2 separate regions of the Homo sapiens genome follow, and region 1 is linked to region 2. A link is an interaction called in ENCODE POLR2A ChIA-PET data of the cell type or tissue named here. Cell type or tissue: GM12878. All regions are shown on one strand. Links, peaks and the distances in the headings refer to the core of each region. The heading gives the core; the rest is flanking DNA.

The links. ChIA-PET counts read pairs that join two places held together with the same protein. Peaks named below come from ENCODE experiments on the same cell type or tissue, not always from the same donor. Only the 100,000 strongest peaks of a DNase experiment are listed, where the experiment ranks them.
Region 1: POLR2A ChIA-PET joins it to region 2 with 5 read pairs; 9 of 35 experiments call an interaction of 5 or more read pairs at or near these places.

What each region holds. Positions count from the first base shown.
Region 1 is chr12:25,104,093-25,111,149 of GRCh38, forward strand. It overlaps IRAG2 (inositol 1,4,5-triphosphate receptor associated 2), which reads left to right. Exons shown (of 22, transcript NM_001366544.2): 20 at 269-370; 21 at 2,851-2,958; 22 at 3,725-4,243. The coding sequence ends at 3,968. It overlaps DNAI7 (dynein axonemal intermediate chain 7), which reads right to left. Exons shown (of 16, transcript NM_018272.5): 15 at 6,035-6,148; 16 at 4,197-4,731. The coding sequence ends at 4,456. Among named protein-coding and RNA genes, the nearest start is that of IRAG2, 55 kb to the left of the region's middle. In GM12878, for the core only: no CTCF peak of the experiment used is centred there; a DNase peak (open chromatin) is centred at 3,969; H3K27ac peaks cover 811 bases.
Region 2 is chr12:24,994,004-25,001,218 of GRCh38, forward strand. It overlaps LINC02909 (long intergenic non-protein coding RNA 2909), which reads right to left and starts at 3,462. Exons shown (of 4, transcript NR_171024.1): 1 at 3,229-3,462; 2 at 2,194-2,336; 3 at 1,804-2,064; 4 at 1-324. It also overlaps a transcript of IRAG2 not described here. RefSeq lists enhancers at 4,021-4,150, 4,401-4,510. In GM12878, for the core only: no CTCF peak of the experiment used is centred there; DNase peaks (open chromatin) are centred at 2,328, 3,573 and 4,258; H3K4me3 peaks cover 3,450 bases; H3K27ac peaks cover 4,054 bases.

The DNA of each region.
Region 1 (7,057 bases), core at 2,058-7,057, 110 kb after region 2:
TTACTATTTTATACTTGGGCTAACCTAAATGAGTGCTCAAATTAAGTGATATAGTAATGTTTGATTTGTACAAAGTGTAAACAGAATAATTATATAAATTGGTATCTAATTATGAAGTTTTTTATCATAAAGTAGGAGATCTGTGAATGTGCCAAGAAAAAAATAATTAGGACATATAATTTTGTATTTACTTAAGCAGTAGGAAATAAATTGATAATGGCTACAGATGTATTTGATTTGACAAGTGGCTATAATCATCTTTATTTAGGCGTATTTTGGGGTCAAAGCAGAGTGAACACCGTCCCTCATTACCTCGATTTATTAGCACCTATTCCTGGGCAGATGCTGAAGAAGAAAAATGTGAACTAAAGTAGGTGAAGCTCAGTGTGTTTATTAACCTGACATGAACTGGGGCATAAACAATGGGAATCACTTTTATTCCATGGAGATGAAATAATGCTGTATAATTAAAAAGATAATTCATTGTAAAACACTTTTATAAACTGTAAAGCACAATATAAGTGTTATTTGTGAATATTAATACATTCACTCTCATAGCTCTCAGAATGGCAAAGTTTGAGGTCTTAAGTTAGAAAAGACCCTGGAGTTTGCCATATTTGTGAAGATAATTTTTTTCCTGTCCAGGTGTCTGTCTACAATGGGGAAAGGTCAATAAAGAGCCACAGAAGTAAAATGTCCATCTATTTATATATTTTTAAAAACATGAGATATATAACGTACGTATTATATAACATATAGGCACATATGTAACATGTATGTACATCTATCTATCTTCCATTTATGTAAGTGAAGAGTAGAGGAAACATGAAATTCTGAATTGCTATCTCTGTATCTAGTAAACTAAACAAATATACTTCTACAGTGAAAGGTAGAGGGCAAGAAGGAGGGATATGCAGAAATGCTACCTCTGAGTCCTTGGGTGACATTAGAAAAAGTGCCTAACCTTACTTGGTCTCAGTTTTTTTTTTTTTTTTTTTTTTTGAGACGGAGTCTTGCTCTGTCACCCAGGCTGGAGTGCAGTGGCGCGATCTTAGCTCACTGCAACCTCCACCTCCTGGGTTCACGCCATTCTCCTGGCTCAGCCTCCCAAGTAGCTGGGACTACAGGCGCCCGCCACCACGCCCGGCTAATTTTTAATATTTTTAGTAGAGACGGGGTTTCACTGTGTTAGCCAGGATGGTCTCGATCTCCTGACCTCGTGATCCGCCCGCCTCGGCCTCCCAAAGTGCTGGGATTACAGGCTTGAGCCACTGCGCCCGGCCTTCAGTTTTCATATCTGTTAAAGTGAAGGATCTTAAGGAGATGATTTTATGTTTATTTATTTTATTTTATACATTTTCGTGAGTGCCTACCATGGGATGGACACTCTGCTCAATTCTAAGGAATATAAAGATGAGCATGACATGGTGCAATCCTCAAATAATCTGTTTTGGTTTTTTTCTTTTTTTTAAAGTCCTGGGAGCCTACTGCATGTGTTACAAACTCTTTTCAGATTTAGAGTTAACATAATGAATTTGAGCTGGTTGGAAAAAAAAATCAGTTCAAGAGTCTCCTTCAAAAGATTATCTAGTTTTTGCTTTTTGTTAGTATGGTATGATTTCTACTGAGAAGTCTTTGTAAACAAGACTGAAACCTTGAGAATCTTACAGAAATGCAATGCAATTTATTCTGGCTTTTGGGTCTTGTTTTCTTTAAAAACTAAAGTCTATCATATTTATTTCCCATAGATGTTTGAATGAAAAAAAAGTCTTTGAGACACATTTCCCTTTGGCAATTCTGAGGGTATTATGAGCTTGAGATTTCAAAATTCAAATCCAACTAGGAACTCATCAGCAAATATAGTGGAACAATTATGTTTTGCTTAGGTGGAAGAACACCTCTTTAAATAATATGATTTGATTTAAAATGCAGTCAATCAATTGCTATTTCCCAGTTCACTGAATACTAATTTATTTTAACCAGTTTTATACTGAGAATATTTTCAAAAACACGTTTTAAATTATTAAGATTTTCAGAGAAAAACTCTGATGTTACTCCAAGTTAGCACTGATTGGAAATCATACAGAGAAAGGAATAAAATCAATAATAATGAGAAAAGATTTTTACTAATGTTAAATAAAATTTAAAAGGAAGAGATATGGTGCCCACATTTGTTTTATATATACACATACACACACGCACACACAGGTATATGTACACATCCATATACAAAACATATATACAACATATACATACATATTTTTATATATATAAATATATATATTATGGAATATGTGTGTATATATTATAAACTTTGTATAAGCATATATTAATATGCATATATTATATGTAGATATGTGTGTATATATTATATATAAATATGTGTATATATAGTATATATTTATATATACTGCACTCCAGCCTAGGCAACAGAGTTTCTTCTCCAGCCTAGGCAGAGTTTCTCTGCATATATATATGCAGAGAAAGAATTCATAGTAATAACATTGGTTAATGATGAGACTAACTTCTGAAAGTTCTTTTTAAATTTTCCCTTTTTGTATATACTTGGCTAATATTCTATTGTATATACTTGGCTAATATTCTAACTAACTTTCTACACATTTATTATTTTTCTAAATAGAAGAACTTATTTTTAATTAAATTTCTATAAAAGGTTTAAATTATAAATCTGGTGATTTGATTTTTAGAGTTAGATATTTATCGACTTTCCCTAAAACAGAACAAATATTTGTGAGCCTCTTGAGTTACAGTAAGATTCAGCAATATTTTATGAATAATTATAGCATATTATCCTTAGTTTCAAATATTAAAAACAACATTTATTTACAGAACTAAAGATGACTCAGAGCCATCTGGAGAAGAAACAGTAGAAAGGACAAGGAAGCCAAGTCTTTCTGAAAAGAAAAATAATCCATCAAAGTGGGATGTCTCTTCAGTGTAAGTTATCTACTTGATAAATTCTACCATTTTAGTGGAATGGGAAAGGGTGAGGCAGGGCTGACAGTATTAATCCTAATCAAATTACTAAAAGACATGCCAAATTGTTGTATTTAAGATGAATAACAAACTTTGTATGTCAGGTTATCCTTGAACCTATGTTATCTATTTTGAGAGACAGACTACATTCACATAACTTTTACTGTAATATATGTTATATTCTATTTTATGTTAGTTATTGTTCATCTTTTACTATGCCTAATTTATAAATTCAATTTTGTTATAGGCATGTATCCATAGGAAAAAAACAGTATATACTGGGTTTAGTACTATTTTCAGCTTCAGGCATCCACTGGAGGTCTTGGAGCATATCCCACAAGAATAAAGGGGGACTACTGTACACACACATAAGTACATACACAGACATCCACTCTACCCAGCAAATAACATTTTTGTTTCCACTGTAGGAATATGTTGCCTTACCTTACTGAAAGAATGAGATACTTGTATGTACTTATTAGAAGATACTGCCTACATCACGTAATTTTCAGATTCTCATCGTAGCACATCATTTCTTTAATCCTAATAGGTACAAAGGGTGGGAGGCAGATTGTTTCCAAAACCAAAATGATAAATCATAATATGTAGATTAAAAGGCAGTTTTGGGGGTATGAAGGGCAGATCACCTGACTGGTGGTGTTAGCAAAAGGAATGTTTCTAATGACAAATTACCGATTACCAAATTCTATTTGTGTTTTCCTTATAGTTATGACACAATAGCTTCCTGGGCAACAAATCTCAAGTCCTCCATCAGAAAGGCTAATAAGGCCCTCTGGCTCTCTATTGCATTCATTGTACTGTTTGCAGCTTTGATGAGCTTCCTCACAGGCCAATTATTCCAGAAGTCTGTGGATGCCGCTCCCACACAGCAAGAGGACTCATGGACGTCTCTAGAACATATCTTGTGGCCATTTACCAGACTCCGACACAATGGGCCACCACCAGTGTGACAGCAGGACATCCTAATATATGGATCTTGATTTTTAAGTTTCAGTATCTGAACTTCGTAAATTAGTAACTTTTAGCTGGGAAAGTATAGCATGAAACCAGAGGTTCTCAGAATGACTGTAAGATAGCTTACATTTCCTCTTTTTGCCTTTATCTCCCCAACTAAAATACAATGGGGAAGAAGTCTGCCTATGATCTTTGAATGAGCTTTTTAAGGAAGAAATATTATATATTGTTTGTTAAAGTTTATTGAAATAAAGAATCATTTAAATCTTCATAGAGTGAAAGCTGAAATTCTTAACAGGCCAAGTATTCAAAGGAAAAAAAAATACTGTTTTTAAAATAAAACTTGAGTAGAAAATGCAGATTAGAAAATTTTTAATAGTTGATTTGAAATGTATTCATTCACTCATTACATTGTGTTGCAGAAATACCTGTCTTTCACCATGCTTGGTTCTTCATACTTACAATACAGTTTGTAAGTGGAGGTTAGGAGTAGCTGAGCAATCTGGTAGAGAGCAGCATGTGGCACACAGAGTTGACAAACTGACAGTTGGAACTCCTGACTTTCTCCATTGCTTCCTCAGAAGCAAAATCCTTCACCATGTGATATAAAGTAGAATGAAACTCAGTTTCTTCTTTAAGTGCTTCAGAAAATGCCTCACTCTCTTCCTTGATCTTCAGTCTTTGTGCTCTGTCACCACTAAACATTAAAAGGGCCCAATTAGGATTCTCAGTACATGCTTCAGTAAGGTGTTCCCTCACCTAAAAAAAAAAAAAATTCAAGCAAGTTGTTAATAATTCCTCTTCTATTCAGTATTTTGGTAGCAGATTATTATTTGAAGGGCTCAATTTATCCCCCAAAATTGCAAAGGTTAAAAGAAACAGTCTATGTGTTCCATTACTGGGTTTTGAAAAACCATCACACTGTTTATATTTTGGTGATTATGGAGCTTATCCACATGTATTAATTCATGCAACAAATATTTATTGAGTGCCTATCATGTGTGAGGTACTGTTCTAAGTGCTGGGGATATAACAGAGAAAGAAAACACAGAAGAAATATAGACATACAACATATATAAATAACAACTGCAACAACAAAGCCCTGCCCTCAAGGGGCTTATATTTGAGTGGGGGAAACACACAATAAACAAGAGCAATAAATACAGTGGCTTGTTTAGGCCAAAATATTCATCAGCTTTTAGAATTTGATATGGTTACTACCACCTGATAACAAGAAGGTATCAGGAAGTTAAGTTGGAGGACTAACCCTCTCAGAGGAGAGGGGCTGTAAGTCACAGATATATTAATGTTAAAAGCCTCCATTTGTTGTTTTTTTTAAGAGATGGGGGTCTCACTCTGCTGTTCAGGCTCGGGTGCAGTGGTGTGATCATAGCTCACTTCAGCCTCAAATTCCTGGGCTCAAGCGATCCTTCCACCTCAGCCTCCCAAGTGGCTGGGATTACAGGTGGGAGCCACTGCACCCGGCAAGGCTTCCATTTGTTCTTGAGTCAATTTGTAAACAGATACAAGGACTCTGGCCTGGCTTGAAGTCAAGAGCTTGGACAACAAAGGCATAAACTTTATATAATTTAGATTTATATTTTTGACAAAAAATTTGAATTTTTTTTTTTGAGATGGAATTTTGCTCTTGTTGCCCAGGCTGGAGTGCAATGGCATGATTTTGGCTCACCACAACCTCCACCTCTCAGGTTCAAGCGATTCTCCTGCCTCAGCTTCCTGAGTAGCTGGGATTACAGGCATGCGCCACCACACTTGGCTAATTTTGTATTTTTGGTAGAAACGGGGTTTCACCATATTGGTCAGGCTGGTCTCGAACTCCTGACCTCAGGTGATCTGCCCACCTCAGCCTCCCATAGTGCTGGGATTACAGGAATGAGCCACCGTGCTTGGCCCAAAATTTGAAATTTTAAAATTCCGTATTGAATGTTAATTTTTTTAACTTTTCTAAGAGGGGAAGCCATGGTCTACATTCATTTAGTCTTTGAGTACTTTATCTTCTTTTGGAGGACAAAGTAGTTTTATGGGTTTCTACATATCATACCTTAAATACGACTTTTGTAGAATTACATAGTAGGTTCCACTTGCTCCAACCAAATGCAAAAGCAGAACTTAGTAGGGCCATCTGTCGATAAGCTTTCACTTCTACCAAAGGAACCTGTCAATATAAAAACAAATAGAATTGATCTTTGAGCCTCCCAACAAGTCTTCCTCCATCTTTGGCCTCCTTCAGTCTATTTTCAACACAGACGGATCCACTTAAAATTGTAAGTCAGAGTACATGACTCCTCTCTCAACACTGGGCAATGGCTTTCCTTTCTCTGAGAATAGAGTCCATAGTTAACAAACGACTTGCACGGCCCTCTGACATCCCTACTCCCGACTCCACATATACCCCATTACCTGCCGACCTCTTTTTCTTCTCCCTTTGCTCTCTCAGTTCCAGGCCCCATGGTTTCCATGGTGTCCCTCCAATCCTCCAGCACACCAAGCCACTCCCTCGGGGCTCTTGCTCCAGTTGTTTACCAGGAAGCTGCTTCCCCAGATGTGCACATGGCTAAAGTCCCCACCTTTGAGTTTCACTCAAGTGTTATCTCTCATTAAGCTGCCCTCCCTGACACCCTATTTAATATGGGTGTCATATGGCCTCAGCCTCACTATTCCGGATCTACCTTTTCTTTTTTTCCATAGCACTTTTCACCTTTTTAACATACTAATCATTTATTTTTTTAAATGTTTTCCTTCGACTGTGAAAGAAAACAAAGGTAAGGACCTTTGTTTCATTCATTGCTATATCCTAATCATCTAAAATAGTGCCTAGCACACAGTGTTCAGAAAAAAATATTTCCTGGAGTAGAATATTCTGAAAGCATGAGCAGAACACTACATTCAACAATGTAGAGTAACAGGCAATTTGAGTTACTAAAACCAAGGGTTTTTTTCCTATGCATATATGTACATACACTTATTTCTAAATATTATATAAATATCTACTTATATTGTCATTTTCTGATACATTCATAAATATTCTTGAGTACAGAACTCTTCTGCCTACAAATTCACTTTT
Region 2 (7,215 bases), core at 1,565-6,564:
GGCAAAGGAGCCAGACTGATGCTGTCAATAGAGGCCTGTCTCCTGGGATGCTGAACAAAGATGGGTTGCTCTTGCTCTGCATCCACGGGATAGATCCGGAAGGGCAACGGATGATTTCATTCAGTGTAATATGCATCTTGGTAATATATTCAGGGCCTTGCTTCATTTCCACCTTTCTCCAAAAACATATTATCACTTTTCTTTCAAAGTAATTACTTCTGTAGTAATCCTTTTTGGAATGGAAGCCATAGATCATTCAAACTCCCAATCCTTTTCTTTCCGAGACAGCATCTTTATATGAAAATTGTCATAGCATGATGTAGGCTGATTTAAAAAAAGAAGAAAAAAAGGCTTTCTGAAGAGACTGCATTTGCACATTAAAGTCCAATTAAAAGGCTGGGCACAGGCACTTTGGGAGGCCGAGGCAGGCAGATCACTTGAGGAGTTAGAGACCAGCCTGGACAACATAGTGAAATTCTGTCTCTACTAAAAATACAAAAATTAGCTGGGCATGTTGGCGCACGCCTGTAGTCCCACTTACTTGGGAGGCTGAGGCATGAGAATTGCCTGAACCAGGGAGGCAGAGGTTGCAGTGAGCCAAGATCACACCACTGCACTCCAGCTTGAGCAACAGAGCCAGAATCTGTCTCAAATAATAATAATAATGATACTTCATTTAAAAAAGCAACTTAAAGGCAATGATACCTAGAATATAAGCACATTAAAGAGTATATTATGAGAAATAAATAGTGCATTTTACATAGAGTGGGTTTTGAAAAATAAAAGTTATGTTTGGCCATGCATGTACTGGAGAAGGAGTCCATTATCTGGTTTTCTTCTTTTCTTTCCTTTGTTTGTTTTTATTATTGTTGTTTTTGAGACAGGGTGTTGCTCTGTCACCCAGGCTGGAGTGCAGTGGTGCAATCTCTACTGGCTAACTGCAGCCTCGACTTCCCAGACTCAAGCTTGATCCTCCCACTTCAGCCTCCCAAGCAGCGGGACTACAGGTGCGTGCCACCATGCCTGGCTAATTTATTTTTTACTATTTTATTTTATTTATTTATTTATTTTTTATTTTTATTTTTTATTGATCATTCTTGGGTGTTTCTCGCAGAGGGGGATTTGGCAGGGTCACAGGACAATAGTGGAGGGAAGGTCAGCAGATTTACTATTTTATTTTATTTTATTTTATTTTATTTGAGACAGAGTTTCACTCTTTGCCCAGACTGGTGTGCAATGGCTTGGCTCACTGCAACCTCCACCTTCTGGATTCAAGTGATTCTCCTGCCTCAGCCTCCTGAGTAGCTGAGTTTATAGGCATGCGCCACCCTGCCTGGCTAATTTTGTATTTTTGGTAGAGATAGGGTTTCTCTATGTTGCCCAGGTTGGTCTCAAACTCATGGGATCAAACAATCCACCTGCCTGGGCCTCTCAAAGTCCTGGGATTACAGGCATGAGCCACTGCACCTGGCCCCTTTCTTCTAATAGTGCCTCTCAACCATACACCTCCCACCTCATTTGTATTTGGTTAGACAAAGTGACTCCCTCAGATCAACCAGGGATTAATCCTGGAGCTCCAACACATATTTAAAACTACTGGCTTGATAGTCTAACAACATTGTAGATTACCTAGAGAGAAGCAGATACGTTATTTAAACGGATTTCTTGACCTATTTACATGATAAGATTTAATTTCCTTGAAATGCCATTTTGAAAACTGGGATTGGCATCCCTTACAGGTTCTCTAATTAGTTGCTTTCAGATTACTTGGCAAGTAAAGGACTATGTTGTTATGAACCCCACCTGCAGTATATCCCGAACAGGAATCTCCATCTTGGGTTTCTTTTTGTAAAGTCTGCATTTGACCCCTTTACACTCTTTTCCGTGTTCATAAACGTGCTCAGGGTTGGAAAAGCTGTTTCAGTAGAGATGGCATATTTCTGGTGGCATTCGGGGGCAGGTACAGGAGTTGCAGGCATCCATCGTATGCTGTCCAGCGTCTGCACGTTCCCTTGTTTGCTCCCAGTGGGTAGAGAACCCGGCATTGTGGGTACCTTATTAGAACTGTCAGGAGGTAATATTACATAAATAATGAAATAACATGTTAATGCAATTCATTACAGGTTCGTTGGAATTTATTGTTCAGGTTATTCCTTTCACTGCTCTGAGAAACATCAGGTATACTAGACTCACCTGAAGCAGGATGTAAGCGTATAATTTGTCAGACGGGCAATATGGTCTAGTGGATCCAGAATTTGAATATTATTTCTGGCTCTGCTGCTGGCTTCCTTTATGACTAGGAGGGAAATGTCTCTGGGTGTTGCCAGTTTCGGTATCTGTGGATTGATAAGCAGATCGCAAGCATGGATGTTATAATAGGTTATTTCATGGGAAATTAAACAGCAAATCTAATGAGAGGAGCGGGTTACTTGGTCATTTCTTTCTAGGTGCTATTTGGTGCTTTAAGAGGACCTCTAGTATTGGATAAGTTAAAGGAGTTTCAGAAAGTGCATCATAACAACATTACTGAGAGCTCAGAATGTGCTACATGGTTCTGAGGGCCATCTGCGTATTAACCTCATTTAATCCCTGCAGCACACCCGGAGGTCATTGCATGATATTGATGCAATTTTACAGATGAAGAAACTGAAGCACATATGGTTAAATAATTTGTCCAAGATCACAAAGCTAGTAAGCAGCAGAACTGGGGTTTGAACTCAGGTTATTTAAACTCAGAGCCCCAGTTCTTATTCCCCAGTATTTGACTCCCCTTTGCTCTCACCTGGTGATAGAAATGATAATGACCAGGCTGAGCGCAATGGCTCACACCTGTAATCCCAGCACCTTGGGAGACTGAGGCAGGTAGATCGCTTGAGCTCAGGAGTTTGAGACCAGCCTGGGCAACACAACAAAACCCCATCTCTACAAAAGATACAAAAATTAGCTGGCTGTGGTGGCATGCCCCTGTCATTTCAGTTACTTGGCAGGCTGAGGTGGGGGAGTGGCTTGAGCCCAGTAGGCAGAGATTGAAGTGAGCTGAGATCGTGCCACTGCACTCAAGCTTGGGCAACAAAGCAACACTCCATTTCCAAAAAACAAAAGAAAAAGTATGAGATTTAACTTAAAAATAATTTTCCTTCATCTGATTAGAAAGTATAATCAGGATGAGCTTTAGTGTGTTGTTTTTTGTAGAGCCGGGCGGGGACCGGGGGTGGGGGGGGGTCTCACCATGTTGCCCAGGCTGGTCTTGAACTCCTGGGCTCAAGCGATCCTCCCACCTCAGCCTCCCAAAGTGCTGGGATTACAGGTGAAAGACACTGCACCTGGACTATCTTTCTGTTATTGCTGTGGTGGGGAGCACACCAAAATAGTGCCTGTCATCCTCATCCTTCCTAGGCATCTTTCCCAGCACTGCTGCTGTGATTAGTACCTTAACTCCAGCCTAGGCAGGTGCAGTGCATCAGCGGCTCTCTTCTCTAGCTTCTTTTACCTCAGCCCAAGCCACTCTGTAGAAATGGGCTCCACCCATGTCATCTGACCTGTAGGTCTCCACTCTTTCTTCCCAGTTCTCAGATGGTTCTTGGAGCACTGGCGAAGTCAAGCGAAAATAAGGTGGTGAGTTTTCCCCAACGAAATAATTAAATTTTGGCTGATGCTGGCCTTTAGTCATCGAAGGCCGAGAAAGTACCGCCCTAACCAGGGAAAAGCAATATCAGATGTAGGCTGTTCTGTTGTGTCTCAACCTCAAAATGCTTGTGGCAAAAGGGACAAACCTCCAATAAGTCTATATTAGAGGTTCAACAGAGTTCATTGAAAACTTGAAACAAATCTGAAAAGAAAAACACTCTACAAATAGGGAAAAAAGATGGGTAGCTGAGAGTGATAAAGTGAGATTCCCCAGATATGTTGCTGTCACCACAGGCAAATCTCAAATTGTTTTCAATGGAGCTTTTGGAAATTTAAATTAATCCTGCCATTTTCAGGCTTGGTCGTTTGGAATGTGTGTTAGTGAAACGCAGTGATGTAGTTTTATAGACTGTAAGAACCTTGGAGGCACCTGAATTCTTGAAGCTAGAGATTTATTGTAGGTCTTCTCTTGTTCTCTGAGAAGAAAACCAGACTTCATATAACAAGAAGTGAGACAGAAGAACAGTTTTCAGAAGCATGTGTCACTCTGCTATTTTAGGAATTGTTCCAATAAGAGATGTTTATAGTAAGCTTGGTGTGACCCAGCCAAGAAGCTTAATATAACAAGGTTAACTGAATTGTGGGAGGAAAGTTTCTAGCCTATACCAGCTTGCATTTATTAATAATCAGAAAGGTTGCGGATGACAGACTTGCTGAGCATTTACTAAATCTGGTACTTGTGGTTTGCAAATCATGTGATTAACAGCTGCTATCATCTATCCTAGAAACGGCAGGAAGAAGTGTTATTATTTTATCACATAAAATAGTAGTCACAAAGAGAATGAAAACAGTTTAATTTGGCAGATATAAAATTCACTGGTTAAGCAGAAAACCATGCTCTGCCCTCCCACTGAGCTCACTAAAGATGGGTTTCCTGGGAATGTCTCAGTGAACAGATGTTTCTTCTTAGGTTTTGATGAAGAGTTTAGTGGCATCTAATCATTAGTGAAGGGTTGTTTTGGCAAAAGGAATCTCTTGTCTATCTACACACATACTTAAATTTTTTTTTTTACGTATATTAAGGATTTTGCATTAATTACCAATAGGATCTCACATAGATGAATCATGAATGATTGACTGGCTTTCCTAATCAAGTTTTGAATGATTTTAAAAATCAGCCTGCCTGATCTAAGGTTTGGAAGTTCAATGCTCAATAAATAACTTTAGTAAAGGGAGGAAAACATTTTAAAGGAAAAAAACAGGAAAGATAATTACATTGTTAATCTGTTTGGAGTTAGAATTTGATTCAGAAAGATTTCTACAGAGCCTTTTGAATCACCCTGAAATCTGCCAGCTTTTTCCAGGATGCTGCTTTTGTACCTCTGTATACATCATATGCCATTCTTTGCAATAAAATGCAACTTTCTTAGTGATTGAATAATATAGATGTTGATAAACACAAATTATGTCATGTTGTTTACATATACATTCCTAAAGAATAAGAAATATTGTCTACATTGTACATACGTAGTAGATTAACTCATTGAAGTCAGAACAAATGTAGATTTCTATAAGTCCCAAAGAGTATGGATGTCTTAGAGGTTGATGTTGAAGTCTGCAGTTACACTGGTGGTGAAAATCAAATATATAACGAATAACTTTAGGTAAGAATCAAATCGGACTTGTTTTACAGATGTTGCCATGTGTTAGAGGATTTTACTTGTTGCTTTATAGTTTTGGATCGGGCAGATGGTTGAAAAGTGTTGATTCAAGAGCTTTGACTGTATGGAACAAGATAATTGAGGCAATAATAATAATGGGACTCAGAATCTATAAGCCAGAGCAATGAAGCATAGTTCAATCAATAGGAGGAATAAAAAAGATTAGCAACATAAGCAGTATCGATAATCTCTAACATCATTTTACATTACATTTAGCTCACATGAATCCAAGTGGAAATTCCTCTAACAGATTTATAGTTCCACTTCTTAATTTTCTGTTTATAACCCTAGAAATAGCAAACAATATGTATAACATTCTGTGCAGTGCATATAATAGCCACATAATAGATGCTCCTAAATTTTTCCTAGCCTCACTCCCAAGCTGGGATAATTTCCTATTATAGGTTCTCATGGCTCCTGACTATGTAATTATTTATTTGACATTTTTCAGGTTGTCAGATTTAGCTAAAAAAAAAAAAAATACAAGACAGCCAGTGAAATTTGAATTTCAAATAAACAACAAATAATTTTCCAGTATAACTATGTCCTGTGCAACATTTGGGGGCATACTTACACTAAAAAATTAGTCATTGTTTATCTGAGATTAAAATTTTATTGGGCTTCCTAAATTTAACCTAATAGCTCTAGTGGCTTACTTGTTCATAGCTGTATCTTCCACAGACTACGAGTTTCAGGATATTGTTTTCTTCATCATTGTATCCCCAGTATTTGCACAGGGCTTAGCACTTAGCAGAAATTCAATAAATATTGGTTGGCTGTCTAAAGGGATGGATATTAAAACTACTTTAATATATTAGATACATTGGCTCACACCAGTAATTCCAGCACTTTGGGAGGCTGTGTTGGGTGGATTACTTTAGCTCAGGAGTTTGTGACCAGCCTGGGCAACATGGGGAAACCCCATCTCTACCAAAAATACAAAAGATTAGCTGGGCATAGTGGCATGTGCCTGTGATCCTAGCTATTGAGGAAGCTGAGGTGGGAGGATCACCTGAGCCTGGGAGGTGGAGGTTCCAGTGAGCCGAGATTGTGCCACTGCACTCCAGCCTGGGTGACAGAGGGGGCACCATATCAAAAAAAAATGTATTTTAATTAAAAGTATACAAACTGAGCCAGGTGTGGTAATCCCAGCTACTTGGGAGGCTGAGGCAGGAGGATCACTTGAACCTAGGAGTTTGAGGCCGCAATGTGCTATGATCACACCTGTGAATAGCCACGGCTCTACAGCCTGGGTAACAGAGACCCAGTCTCTACAAAATTAAAAATAATTTTAAAAACCATGGAAAATGCAACTGAGGTTCATAGAACTTGAAAGCAAAAGAAGCAGTTCTTGCCATTGGGTTATCTACAAGTGTACCATCTTTATGTAGTAAATAATCAACTAAGATCGCTAAGAGGGAAATTCCTTTTAAAAGAGATAGACTCCAAGCAACTGATTCTCCTAGTACAATTCACTTTCAGTTCTTAATTTTCACTTAATGCCTTTTCAAAGGCAGTTACTGTACAAAGCAAGTTGGGCTTGTATTTTTAAGTATTCTGGCAGATTGCAGCTAATCCTTTCTACCAGGATCGAAAATTAAAAAAGACGTTAAGAGGTTTAGACAGAAGAGACAGGAGATATTTCCAAGCTGCATATGGAGAAGATGACACAAATTTTGAAATCTTTATCACCCCATCTTATTTATTAAACTCCCACCCATGTTCTGCTCTATATTAGAAAAAGCAAAACAAGTTAATCTTATGCAGCTTTGGTAGCTCATGAAGAGCCATTGTTTTCAGTGCACTCTTTATAAGGTTTAGCTTATCAACCACAAAGCAGGGCTCACTTAGGTAAGTCAGGAAAGTT